2 separate regions of the Homo sapiens genome follow, and region 2 is linked to region 1. A link is a contact called in ENCODE Hi-C or POLR2A ChIA-PET data. All regions are on one chromosome and are shown on one strand. Each heading gives the region's core, a stretch centred on a gene start or an enhancer-like site at or near the end of the contact. The rest is flanking DNA. Distances are from core to core; before and after follow the strand shown.

Region 1 (6,984 bases), core at 1,722-4,221:
GTTTGAATGAAGAATGGGAAGTCTGGTTGGCATGTAACATCTCAACACAAAAGTCAGGAAGCAATGGTCATGCACCAGAGGAAAAGAACGGTCATGTTATATGACTCAGTTTGCAGGGCTTAACTTTTATTCTTAGCACAGTACATTTGGAAGGTGCTAAAATTTTATCTCTTTTCACATACGGCAGGCGGATACATCAGTGTCCCAGGCGGGGCTGGCTATGCTTTAGAGTACTGGCTGTCCCTGTGTTCTCTACTGTCTATCAAGTGGTACCCAATCTCCTACCACAAAGGGCTCGAGGTTTTCAGCCAGACAACAGTGTGTGTGCCTTGATTTGCAGCTCAGATAAATATCTTCTCATAGTCAGTTCAGCTGAAAAACATTTATTGAGTACTATATGTCAAGTACGGCAGAACACATGGGGGTATAACTGAGGACATAGAGGATCCATGCTAGAGGAATGTACTTCCAGTGAGAGAACAGACGGTAGGCAAACAATTTTAGGACAATGGGGAGCTGCCATGATGGAGGCATGTAGATGGTCCTGTGGGAGCACAGAGCAGGAACTTCCTGGAACTGAGCATTTTTGTTTGTTTGTTTGAGACAAGGTCTTACTCTGTTGCCCAGGCTAGATGCAGTGGTGCCATCACAGCTCACTGTAACCTCCAACTCCTGGGCTCAAGCGATCCTTCTGCCTTAGTGTCCTGAGTAGCTAGGAATACAGGCATGCACCACCACACCTGGATAATTTTTAAAATTTTCTGCCGACAGAGGGTCTCACTATATTGCCCAGGCTGGTCTCAAACTCCTGGCCTCAAGAAATCCTTTTATCTTGACCTCCCAAAGTGCTGGAATGACAGGAGTAAGTCACCGGCCTCAGCCCTGGGAGCTGAGTCTTGATGAGAAGTTAGCTAAATGAAGAAGGAAGGGCCACCAGATGAAAAATTCATAACAAAGCCTGAATGAAAACTCGGGATTTCGGAGTCCTGGTCCAGTGTTTTTCTTACTTATCTGGGTTTTCAGAATCTCGTCTAGAAGAGACTCATATTCTTGTTTAATCTGGCAGGGCTTTTTTTCTTGTAAGGTTTGTTGGGAAATGAGGTATTTTGACCTGCTTGACTGATTCACCTACTAAAAGGATTATATAGTCACTGCTCTAGAAAACCACTTCCTCAGTGAGAATGTGGTCCCGTAGATTGTGCGTCCTGGTTTTTCACACATTATTATCATTCTTTTTTGTTTGTTTGTTTCAGACGGAGTCTCGCTCTGTCACCCAGGCTGGAGTGCAGTGGTGCGATCTTGGCTCACTGCAACCTCTGCCTCCCAGGTTCAAGCAATTCTCATGTCTCAGCCTCCCAAGTAGCTGGGACTACAGGCATGCACCACCATGCCCAGCTAATTTTTAAATTTTTAGTAGAGACAGGGTTTCGCCATGTTGGCCAGGCTGGTCTTGAACTCCTGACCTCAGGTGATCCACCCACCTTGGCCTCCCAAAGTGCTGGGATTACAGGCGTGAGCCGCCACACCCAGCCTATTATTTATTATTCTAACCTGTGTTCCAACACACTTCAATGACCTGCTTGTTGAATGGCTTTCAGAAGGGAGGCTTTGCCTTTCTTCCTGGGATAGAGTCATCTGAGTTTGTCTTGGCTCAGTTCTAAGTGACTGGTCTCTTTACCTGTCATCCCCATTGCCAGCTTAGATCTAGGCAGCATCCCATGAGACTCAATCCTTCCTGGAATCAGATGAGTGGACAGTGGGGTGGGCCCTGCCAGCCCAGCCAAACAGTCAGATCCTCTCCCTGAGGATCTGGAATAGGGATGCTTCCAGTTCCGGGGACTGACTTGATTAGCTATAGGTTCCAAGTACAGTTATGTAGAGTCAAGTTTCATGGTGAGGCTTACTTAGACAAAGCAATAAGCAAACTGAAGTTGTGAAGGAGCAGAAACCCTGAACAGCAAGGGGAAGCCAGCCCATAGGGAGGATATGGGAGCAGGTGTACAGAGAGAAGCCAAGATGAGAGATGATGTGGCTTGAGAAACGGTTGCCATTCATTCTCTGGTTCCCTGGAGACCCAGCTGCACTTCCTACAGCTGGGTTCTGTTACATCGCTCTGTGTCTTGTACAATAAACCTTTTGCTTGAGCTGGCTTGCGTGGGTTTCTGATCCTTCAACAAAAACTTCCTGTGATTCTAGCAGTCCCAAATCGATTTCTCCCCAGATCTTTCAGCTGACATGATTTCTTCCCCTTTTGTTACCTAGTCTATGAGAATGAAGGAGATTCTGTCGGCATCAGTGATTTTCTTTTTCCAGCTATTGCAAAGGTATTTTACATTTGCTAGGGGTTAGAGGCAATGACTCGGTACTTTCTCCAACACAGGGGGAGCAGATTCATCGGTGAAGTCAATGATGGCCACTTACAAGCAGTTCCACATAAGCAGTGTATTGTAACACAGAAGTATTGAATAATTGAAAGCATAACCATACTAATAGGATCTTTGCCTGGCTACATGATAGCCATGAGAAATATCAGACCACGAGCCAGGGAGACAAGGTGCATAGTTCCAACCTTGCCTCTAATTGGCTGCGTGATTAAAGGCATCAGGGGCGTTCAGTGCACCTTGGGGTTTCAGCGGCCTCCTCCCCTTGCTCACAGGCTCAAATGAGACAAGGTATATGAAAGCAGTTTGAAAAGGTACAGAGTGCCTTACCCTGAGATATGTGAAGGACTATATTTAGTTACTGGGAGCTGGAAGGGCCTAATGTCTTTCCCACATGTCCTATCAAAGACACATGTGCAGGACAGCTGGTGAATACAGATCGGTGAAGTGCTGACCCTGGCTGTGCTTTGGAATCACAGTGGTGCTTTACAGACCCAGAGGGGCCGCCTTACCCAGTCTCTCTGAATCTGAAGCTTCTTGAGCAATGCTTGGCAGCCAGGGCTGAGAATCTCTTCTGCTGCCCTGTCTCCAAGTTAGGCGCCGAACTCTGGGAGTCAGCAGGCCTATGTTGGCTTCTGACGCTTGGATGTCCCGCCCAGCCCCTGGAGGTCAGAGCCCAGTGAAGAGACAGCAGGAGCCAGAGCCCCAAGCTGAGCACAGACACTTACTCATCCTCCCCCTCGCTGGCCACACTAATGGGAATAGTTGGGAGAGAAACTCTTCAGTGCTAACAGGCTGCAGCTGCTGTTGTGGCAGCAGCCAGGTGGTGAGTCGGCACAGTCGATGCCTGGCTTAATTTGCAGCAGGAAGCGGGGCTGGGGACAGTCTGCTTCCTCTGCCTCTCTTTGTCCCCAGCAGAGCCCTGCCTCCTGGTGAGCGGTGCAGCTGGGAGAGGTAATTGGATTTGATGAACATCTAGCTCTATGGAGACAGAACACTTTAGGTTTTCCCATGAAGGTCAAAGGCAGGCCAGATAGTTTTAAGATTTGACCTCTGGCATCTGAAAAGACAAATAATGGAATTTTTTTTTTTTTTTAGTGAGTTTGTGGTTGAAATTTTGGCTATTTCAAATGGGTAGGAGGGTACACAAAATGACTGAATTTAACCCCTGAGAATAAATTCTGGACTGATCTAGAATCTTCTGGAGAATGGCCTGGCCCTTCCCACCTCTCTAGCCTCATGTCTTACACCTCACGGATACACTGGCATCTTCCAGGCACGGGCCCACCCCACACTTCCACTTCTGGAAATGTGTTTTTTTCTCTGTATAGGTTGACTTTATCCTAACTACCCATTTTGCTGGGCCAACCCCTGTATATCCTTCCAAACTCAGTTTGAGACACTTTTCCAGGCAGGTGCTCTGCCTCCTCCCTGTGTGAATTTGCATCATAGAAGATCCTGTGTGCAGCTTGCTTGGATCCCTTCTGCCATGCACTGCTGCAGAGGGGGCAAATACTGAGCCGCTCCAAGTCACATTCTCTTTGCATCTAAGATGGGACTAGTAATACCCATCCCTTAATGATGTGGCAAGGATGAAGTTGACTCATTTGTACCCAGTGTTTAAAATGCCATCTGATAGTTAGTAAATGTTTGAATAATTGAAAGCATAACCATACTAATAGGATCTTTGCCTGGCTACATGATAGCCATGAGAAATATCAGACCACGAGCCAGGGAGACAAGGTGCATAGTTCCAATCAACAAGTGATTGCTACTGTTCCTCTTCTGGGATGACAGGTTTCCACATCTGCCTCCGGGGACTAGCTCAGGCCCTGCACTTAGTGTGGGTCCAGTAAGGGTCTGACAAGGACTACTTGAGGGAGAAAGAACCTGATAAGTTTCTTAAAATCATCAATAATTATAATCCGTTTTTTTGAGCTGATTGTCATTTCTGCCCAATTATTAGGCAGTGCTGTAATGTATGCAAACATAACATTTACATAATACTTTCTGTGTAAGTGGCATGTTCTAAGTAGAGTAACTTAATATAGTAACCCTATGAGCAAGTCTTATTAACTTTAATTTCATCATTTGCAGTTTGCAAATGAGGAGCAGCCTGGTTCCGGAACTGGTGGCTCTGATCGCTACACCACAGTGTAGTTGCTAGAAATGCAATGAAAGCTCATCCGAGTGAAAAAGGCCCAGCCAAGCTCAGGCCCCTGGAGGCCAGAATGGAGTGGGCTTTGGTCTTGGATGGGAAGCACGTCTGTCAGAGAAGGCAGCACAGTTCAGGAAAATACCCCTGGCCAACATTCTCAGATGAAGCCCCTCAAAACAAGCAGCTTAGGAAGCTCACAGGGCAGAGGAACAAGTGTGCGGGTGGACAGGGCTGGGCAGGGAGAACAGAGCCTTAGTGCCCTCCCCTGGAGGAGGCACAGAACCTCCCCACATGGTCCTCCCTTAGCCTCAGTCACCAGCTGAGAGAACAGCCTCTTAAAATTGCACCCTCTGCCTGCCTTTGTCTCCCATTTTGTGACCCTGAGAAGTCAGGCATCTCTCTCACAGTGTCAGTGTGGCTTTAGAAACGCTGTTTTGTGTCCTTGTTGTTGTGTGCACTTTTTGTGGACACCTATGCCCTGGAAGGTGCCCCAGTCGCATGTTGTATTAACTGCGTCTTTTTATTTTCTGTATTCTGATGCTTTGCTGTTTTAGGGCCTTGCTGTCTTGGCGGGAGTCCCCCCTCCCAGGGCTAATTACTAGAGAAAGTCAAGGGCTGGCCTGAGAGCGCACCTTTCATATGCAAACCAACCAATCTAGAATGCCTACCAGCGACACTTCCTCTATTGCACTTACACTCCTGACCAGGCCATGATTCCCTGCCCTCATCACCCCAGGGCCAGGTAGCAAACAACTAGGCACAGTCCCTATACCCCAGAGCTTGCTGAAATTACTCAGACAAGCCAATCCTCAACCCGCTTGCCCTGTTTTGCATGCTCTTTCCCTTGGAAACCACAATAGAGAGCCTTGCCCATGGTTTTCCCCTCTCCCTCTGTCTTCAACCAACTCTAGTGCTTGCCTGTGTGCCCCGTGTGGAGGAGTGAGTGCCTCCTCCTCTTGGTAATTGCAACAAGCCACCTTATCAATGGCAGTCTTCTGATCTGTTGGCATCATCAGACCTGAATAATGATAAAATCTACATTTCAAAACATATATGTATTGCCCTAGAATTGCGTTTGGGAAAAACTCAAACTGTTTCTGTCAGGCCTCTGAGCCCAAGCCAAGCCATCGCATCCCCTGTGACTTGCACGTATATATATGCCCAGATGGCCTGAAGTAACTGAAGAATCACAAAAGAAGTGAAAATCCCTGCCCCGCCTTAACTGATGACATTCCACCACAAAAGAAGTGAAAATGGCCGGTCCTTGCCTTAAGTGATGACATTACTTTGTGAAAGTCCTTTTCCTGGCTCATCCTGGCTCAAAAAGCTCCCCCACTGAGCACCTTGCAACCCCCACTCCTGCCCGCCAGAGAACAAACCCCCTTTGACTGTAATTTTCCTTTACCTGCCCAAATCTTATAAAACGGCCCCACCCCTATCTCCCTTGGCTGACTCTCTTTTCGGACTCAGCCCGCCTGCGCCCAGGTGAAATCAACAGCCATGTTGCTCACACAAAGCCTGTTTGGTGGTCTCTTCACATGGACGCGAGTGAAAGTTTCTTCTCTCTTACATCACAACAATTTAATGCGACCCAATGTGGAGGGGATTTCTTCCCACCACCAAGCAAGCCATCGGTTCTGTAGTGGACACCAACTGGGTGTCCTCCAATTCAATTCCCACACTGTCTACCTGGAGAGAGCATCAGACCCCACAGGTTGAGGGCTCAGTCCCCAAGACTGCCCCCCACCCCAGACACCAGTCTCAAGTCTGGGCTTCTGGAACTCTGACCCACCAGCTTCAAGTTGGGGTTCCCATGACACCTCTTTGAGTTCAGCTAATTTGCTGGAGCGGCTCATAGAATTCAGGGAAACACTAACTTATGTTTAGCAGTTTATTATAAAGGATATTACAAAGGAGAGATGCGTAGGGTGAGGTATGGGGGAAGGGGCACAGAGCTTCCATGCCCTCTCTGGGCATGCAACCCTCCAGGAACCTTCATGTGTTCAGCTATCTGGAAGCTCCTAGAACCCTGCCCTTTTTGGGTTTATGAAAACTTCATTAGGTAGGCATGATTGATTAAGTCATTGGTCATTGGCCATCAGCTTGACCTTCAGCCCCTCTCACCTCTCCAGGGGTTAGGGGGTAGGGCTGAAAGTCCCAGCCCTCTAATTATACCTTGTTCTTTCTGGTGACCTGACTGGGCCCCATCCTAAAGCTATCAGTCAACATAAGCATACAAAAATGCATCACTTTGGAGATTCCAAGGATTTTAAGAGTTAAATGCCAGGAAACGGGATAAAGACCAAATATATATTTTACAATGTCACAAGTTGTAACCAGCACCAAGGTCAAAAAACATTACCAGCCATTTCCAGAGCATTTTGTTCTTTTACAATCCAACAAACATGTATTAAGTGCCTTCTATTCCTCATGCCTTTACCGATT
Region 2 (6,984 bases), core at 628-3,127, 580 kb after region 1:
ATATACATATGTAAACACCACATATATACACACCACATATATATACACGCCACATATATACATATATACAAACACCACATATATATACATATACACACACACACCACAGATACATACATATATATACATGCCACATAGATATACATATATAAACGCCACATATATATACATATAAACACACCATATATATACATATAGATACATGCTACATTTATATAAACACCACATATATATACGCCACATAGATATACAAGCACAACATATATACATGCCACATGTATACATATGTAAACACCACATATATATACACACCACATATACACACCACATATATATATACAAACACCACATATATATACATATATACATACACCACAGATATATACATATATATACATGCCACATATATATACAAATATACATGCCACATATATACATGTATATACATGCCACATAGATATACATATATAAATGCCACAGATATATACATATATAAACACCACATATATACATAGACACCACAGATACATACATATATACATGCCACATATATATACGTATATATACATGCCACATATATATACGTATATATACATGCCACATATATATACGTATATATACATGCCACATATATATACGTATATACATGCCACATATATATACGTATATATACATGCCACATATATATACATATATAAACACATATATACATATATAGACACCACAGATATATACATATATATACACACCACATATATATACATATATACACACACACACATATACACACAGTTTCTTTAAACATTTCAGAATAGACTTTCTACCTGCCTTGTAAGCCGGTTTTCTCTGACGTATTCCCTTGTGGCAGCTTGTGGACACACCCTTTCTCAAGGCATGGGGTAACAGTTAGTGTCAGGAATAGAAATGCAAGCACAAAAGGTCCTCCCTGTATGCCCATACTTGGAGTGCCTGCCCCTGTTCTTACAGTCGGTCCTTAGAGATAGATGGGATGTAGGGAAACTGAGGCACAGAACCTACTGGAGCCAAGAGCCTAAGCCAGCTTCTAGTCTAACCCTGATTTCACAACAGAAAAGTCTCAGAAAGTCATTGCCTCCACCCTGGAGTCATCTGGGAAGACCAAGGCCAGGACCGAGTCCCCGGTTCTGACCCCAGTTGTCAGGGAGACGCCTGCAGAGGGCCCTCTTTCACCTGTCTGTCTCCAAACCCCTGCGCCAGCTCTGGGTGCTCCTCCTTCCCTGCTCTGCAGAGTCCCAGCCTGTCCTGGCAGTGGGAGCCCCTCTCTAGGGTTCTGCTCACAATCCGCATCTCTAAATGTCCATCTGTGTTGATGACTTGATACCAAAATGTGTAAGGGAGTGCCTGTTAAACAAGAGAAGGCTAGCACCGCTTGGACCCAAACCACCTAGAAATTGCCTCACTCATTGGCCCCTCGAGAGGAAGCTCCTCGAGGGCAAGGCTGGCATCTGCTGAGCCAAGTACTGGGTGAGTCTCAAACACATTCCCCTGGGATGTAACGGAGCAGAGATGTCTTTGGATGTAATGGATTGATAAAGTGATGACTTTAGTTGACACCTTTTTAAAAAACAAATATTACTTCAATATTGCTTAATTTCAAGAATTGACAGGTGTTTCTGCTTCAGTCCCAGTTTTGGGGAACCATAACTGACACGGCTTAGGACCTTTGTGAAGCATGAAAAGACCTATAAATAATAAGTTTTTCTGGATGTATGGCATGTATAAATGGGGATCTGTTAGGTTTTAAACCCCAAGACTCAGGCTATTAGAGAGGATGTGGGGGCTGTTTCAGTAGAGTCTGACTGCCTTGAAAATCTGCGCTCCCCACCCCCAACCACAATCCCATCAGACAGACAGATCAGAGCCCACAAGGCCACCTGTGCGAGACGGAGCTGGGGTTTTGTTGTTGTTTTTCTAAGGTTCTTGATTTAGCTGATGCTTTGACACATGACAGGCAGTCCCTCCAGTGGCCAGAATCAGATTCCGTTCATTCCGAATTCTTTGTTGAGAAGATTCCTGGCTGCTCAGAGTAACAGGGCAGCCTCAATACATACACACTTTACATGACAATGGGGAAAAACAGCATGAGGGGTGATTGACAGCAACGAGGGAGCTGGAAATGAAAGAGGCAATGACAGGCACTTAGCAAAAGCCTCCCCGGCTCCTCTGATTGCACTGTCTTTCCCTGCTGGCAAGAACTCCAGGTGAGCAGGTGGACGGAAATAAGGAAAGCAGGGTACAAGTGACAACATCCTTGTGGTGTTTCGCGCAGGTCGGGTCCCCAGCACTGGGCTCCTCTGCCTGCACCGGCTCCTCCCTGCCTCACTCACTGGCCCCTCAAGAGGAAGCTCCTTAGCAAATTTTATCTTGGAACTGAACTGGCTTTGCCAGTTGGAACATTTGGTTTCCAGGCACGTCCATGTTTTCATATGTTGTGCATATTTGCAGAGTCAAAGGGGAAAGGGAGGCAGGAGTGAGAAAATTTAATTCTGCAATGTCAAAAGGATTTGCAAAAAATACTTAGGTGAAGGAGCTTTCGTGCACACAGTATAAAAAATTAATTAGAACCACAGACTTCATTATTTGAAACGAGCTTTGGGGAAGAAAAAAATGTTACTTTTTTTTTTTAAGAACAAACATTAGAGATTTTTAAAGGGGGATTTTTCTGTTTTTCTTTCTTTTTTTTTTTTTTTTTAAGAGACAGGATCTCACTCTGTTGCTTAAGACTGGAGTGCAGGGGTGGGTATGACCATAGCTCACTGCAGCCTCGAACTCCTGTGCCCAAGCGATCCTCCCACCTCAGCCTGCAAGGAGCTAGGACAACAGGCATGCACCACCATGCCCTGCTAATTTTTTTTAAAAAAAATGTTTGTAGAGATGGGTTCTTGCTATGTTGCCCAGGCTGGTCTTGAACTCCTGGCCTCAAGCGATCTTCCTGCCTCGGCCTCCCAAAGTGCTGGGATTAGTGTCGTGAGCCGCCTGCACTCAGGCTGAAAGGGGTATTTATGTTACTTGCTAAACAGGGCTCCTCAGATTTCCTTCAGGCTGGGTTGTGCACTTTGATTCTGGCTTAGTTGGTGGGTAACGGGTATGTGGGTTGAGTTTGGTTGTTCGCTTGATTTGAGTGTTAGTAAAGAGGCATCGTACCCTGTACTTTACAAGCGGCATGTTCAGAACTCAGCAAACATTGGTCCCTGCCATACAGAGCACCAGGGGGCTCAAGGGTAGCAGAGACAAGTTTCTCATATCCACCAAGGAGCTTGCACACCAGTAGAGAACAGACTACATAGAAATAGGCTTCTCAATGCTATGTTCTGTTCAAACAACCATCTCTCTTCCTGACATTTGGCCTGACACCGTTCCTCTGGCTCCCCCGAGCAGAAAGCCCTAAGTGGGAGCATGGAGGTGCCCAGACCAAGGCCTCCAGGCAGGGCTGCTTTCCAACAGCCAGGGGAGGATCTGGCCCTGCATTGTGTGGATCCCTTCTTGGGGTGAACCATCACTGGATCAAGCTTTCATACGAAGGCATGCAAATTCCCCTACATCAAATCCTGTGTTAATGACGAAGGGGTGGGTGCCCAGAGCTCTGGGGCTCAGAGGAGGGGACACCCACAGAAAGTTTGGGGCAGGAGACGTTCTGAGTTTTGATCCAAGGCAGAGAATATGTTTCCTTCCTGGGTCCCAGCAGCACCTGTGGCTGGTTTCCTGTGGGGCTGCTGCAAGCTCCTCGGCCGTTCAGATGAGAGGCTGGGAAAAACGTGTCTATCTGTGAGTTTTTAATGCAGCCACAAGGTCCTGAATTCACACGAATCTGTTTGTACTCCTTTGCTTGTGCCCACACTCTAAGGCACTCTCCTGTGTCTTGCAGAAATGGGAACAGATCGAGGGCAACTCCAAGCTGAGGCACGTGGGCAGCAACCTGTGCCTGGACAGTCGCACGGCCAAGAGCGGGGGCCTAAGCGTGGAGGTGTGTGGCCCGGCCCTTTCGCAGCAGTGGAAGTTCACGCTCAACCTGCAGCAGTAGGAGGGTCCGGGAGGCCCTGCCGTCCTGTCTCCTGCACCATTGGGTGGAGTCTGGTGATCACATTATTGATTATGTTTCTTAAACTTTCCGCGAAACTAATATACCTCAGTATTCCATCATGGTCTGAAAGTCAAACTTCGGCAAGGCACGGACGACTGTGCAGACACAGCAGCGGCAAGAAGCGAGAACTGCCCTCCCCCTCCTCTCGGTGCAGCCCAGCCGGGCCCCCTTCCCCAGGCCGGAGCGCCCCTCTTCCTTCCAGCTTTCACTTCTGCCGGCTCCGCAACTGAGTGACACCCAGCGACAACCGACTGGGGAGTGGTAGAAGCAACTGAACGGATGCGTGCGAGCTGAGGACAGGGCGGGAGGAGGGGGCACACATGCCCCAGGGGAGCGAGGAGAACTCTTGAAATCTCCATTTTCAATCCCTTCGAAATCACGTATGGTTTCCACAAAGCCGAGTCGTGTCACGTGGCAGGTTTACGTCAATAGTCCCTCTCTCTGCTCCTCCATTCGCAAGTGTCTTCCTGGGCCAGACTCCCCTCCACCTCATGTACTTGCTATATTGAGGATGAAGTTTTCTATGGTGGGACACTAAATATAAAGCTATATAGAGAAAGAATGTACGGTCAGTTCCCTATGGTTTCTGTAGATCATCGTCATCTTGTATATTCCCCACAAAGCCGTTCGCAGCTTCCGGGAGAAGGGGCCAGAGCCCGGTGGGGCCAGTTTCTCACAGAGGGAGGAGGTGGCCTTTGTCCCCTGGAGCCCGATCAGCCAGTTGGTGCTACTGCTGTGGCCAGCTGGGGGGCTTCCTCCAGACCACCGGCCTCGGCCCCGGCATCCCTGTTGGGCGTCAGCCTGAGAGTCCCTACTGTGCGTCAGAATCCACCTTGCGTGCTGTGCGTATCTGTGAACCTGGAGCGGTTACTTATTTTGACAGATATCACTTTGGGTCTTTTTACATTAAATTTCTTTTCTCTAAGGAATATAAGACATACCCCATAGCTCTGTGTGAGCCAGCAATACCGCTGCCCCCTGGCGACAGGGCAGACCAATGATGCCAGGCAGCTGTCACACGCTAGTATTGGCTTCATTGTGATCTGAGCCCTGCACGCTGGGCCTTCAGAATTAATGGCCAGCAGTGTCAGGGATGAGCCCGTCAGCCAGGGCACAGGCCTGGCTCACAGTCCTGCACACCTGCTGGCCTGGGGAGCTCCAGCCAGGCAGCGAGTCCTGCCCCGCCCGCAGCTCCCTCCCACACCCCGCCTGGCCAAGATGACTGCTTCAGGGGGCTTTGGGGAAAGAATTAGGAAGGGTCAGAACCAAACAATACCTGCTCATTTACACTGAGGATTCAGGGCGGGAGACAGGAGCCTTGGGGTCCTGTTAAACCACAGACAGTTATGAACTGAAAGTCATAACGGGGAGAGGTGCCTGGCTTCTACCTGGGTGCTCAGGAATGTTCCTCGTCACCCCTGCCACTCTGTGGTCGGTGCCCTGCTTCCTCCTCCACTCCTGGCCGCCTTCTCCAGCGCCGCACACACAGATGCTCAGTCTCAGAGAGGCTGGCACGGCCTGGCAGTCTGAGAAAAGCGTCAGTTAGGCACACCTGCAGGCCCCTCGGTGGGACAGCGGCGGCCTTGGAGTTAGGAGCCACCCTGGGAGGTTGTGCCGGTGCCATGCTCCTCCCTGTGTCTTGTATGAAAGGGGCCACTGTGTGTCTTCCTCCCCGGCGGGAGCCCCACATGTGTGCACTGTAGGACAGCGGCCCCGAGGTGGAAGCCTGGCTGGAGGGCTGCCCTATAGGTCTTCTCTTCCCGCCTCCCCTGCCATGCAACCAGATGTGTTGTGAGTGGGCAGCGTGCCCCCACGCTGGAGTAACTCCGCACGCTTCTGTCTTTCACGGTGGGCGCTCGGGGGGAGCCTGAGGAAAACCCCCTTAGGTACCTGTGCGAGGCTGTGGAGTGCAGGCCAGAGCAGGGTGTGCGTAGCCCCCAGCACCCAGGTTCTTCTGTCAGACCCTGTGACCTGCGAGCTGCTACTACTGTAAGGAGGGAAATGGATGAATCTGGCTCGTTTTAAAATCACGTTTTCTGACGAATCCTTTGCCCCTTCACCTTTACCCCGCCCGCACCCCTAGGCCCTCTCAGCCTTCCTATCATCCCACGTGTCTACCCAGACCCTTGTGCGGCCCATGCCCTGGGGGCGGCGTCCTGTCCCTGAGCTGGGAGGCGGCTTTGGATGGTCCGGGCGTCAAGAGCAGGGGTGGGCCGGGGAGGGGTCCTTTGCGGTGAGCTATGTTTACATGACACAGTGTGCCAAAGTGACTTACTGCGGTTGCGTTAGTTTTTAATCATCAGGACTATCTCACCCTCCCACTCCTGTTTTTAAAACTCAGAATTCTTTCCTAAGAGCCCTTCGAGCAAAGCGTGCCGAAGTTAGTTGTCTTCTCTGTGCTGGTCCTTTCTTATGTCCTCATAAAAGCTCAGATGATGGTATCTGTGAGTATGTTTTGCAAATTCAAAATATAGTTTGGTAATTTTTTTTTCCAGTTGATTTTTAAAAAGAACTGCTGTACAGAGCTTGTACTTTGTCCATTTTATAGATGGAAACCATCCTTGAAAATTGTTTAACTTAAATAAAGAGAAGATACTTTCTAGATACCGCTCTTTGCTGGCCAGAGTCTGTCCTGGTGTGTGAGGGCTGGGTGGGGTGGGTGTGGGGACTGGGATTGGGGTCAGCCTTCTGCAGCTCCTGCTCAGTGGCTGTTTCTTATCACCTTTTGCAGATGCGCTTTTATTGCTGTGCCCTTTGGTTGGTTATTCTTACTTGTAATAATAATCATTATCATTTGTGGAGTGTTTATGATGTGCCAGGCACCCAGCCAAGCCCTTAAATACATTTGCATTTTACAGCCACAG

What was found. Hi-C counts contacts between places; a loop is a spot of excess contacts on that map. ChIA-PET counts read pairs that join two places held with the same protein, here RNA polymerase II (POLR2A). Pooled maps may share reads with other maps.
Region 2: a pooled map shows a loop between it and region 1 (2.2-fold over the local background). The contact joins two enhancer-like sites. A Hi-C loop is called at or near these places in 1 of 37 single-sample maps with no recorded cell type and 1 of 50 pooled maps. POLR2A ChIA-PET finds 5 or more read pairs at or near these places in 2 of 52 experiments (HEK293 and WTC11).

The regions. Positions count from the first base shown.
Region 1 is chr1:229,691,305-229,698,288 of GRCh38, forward strand. No RefSeq gene overlaps it. Among named protein-coding and RNA genes, the nearest start is that of URB2, 69 kb to the left of the region's middle. RefSeq lists an enhancer at 3,608-4,109. Within about 2 kb of position 2,972, at least 13 of the 41 ENCODE cell types and tissues checked have a DNase peak (open chromatin) inside an H3K27ac peak, as active enhancers do.
Region 2 is chr1:230,275,399-230,282,382 of GRCh38, forward strand. GALNT2 (polypeptide N-acetylgalactosaminyltransferase 2) reads left to right here. Exons shown (of 16, transcript NM_004481.5): 16 at 3,905-6,724. The coding sequence ends at 4,060. Among named protein-coding and RNA genes, the nearest start is that of PGBD5, 150 kb to the right of the region's middle. RefSeq lists an enhancer at 6,902-6,984. Within about 2 kb of position 1,878, at least 3 of the 41 ENCODE cell types and tissues checked have a DNase peak (open chromatin) inside an H3K27ac peak, as active enhancers do.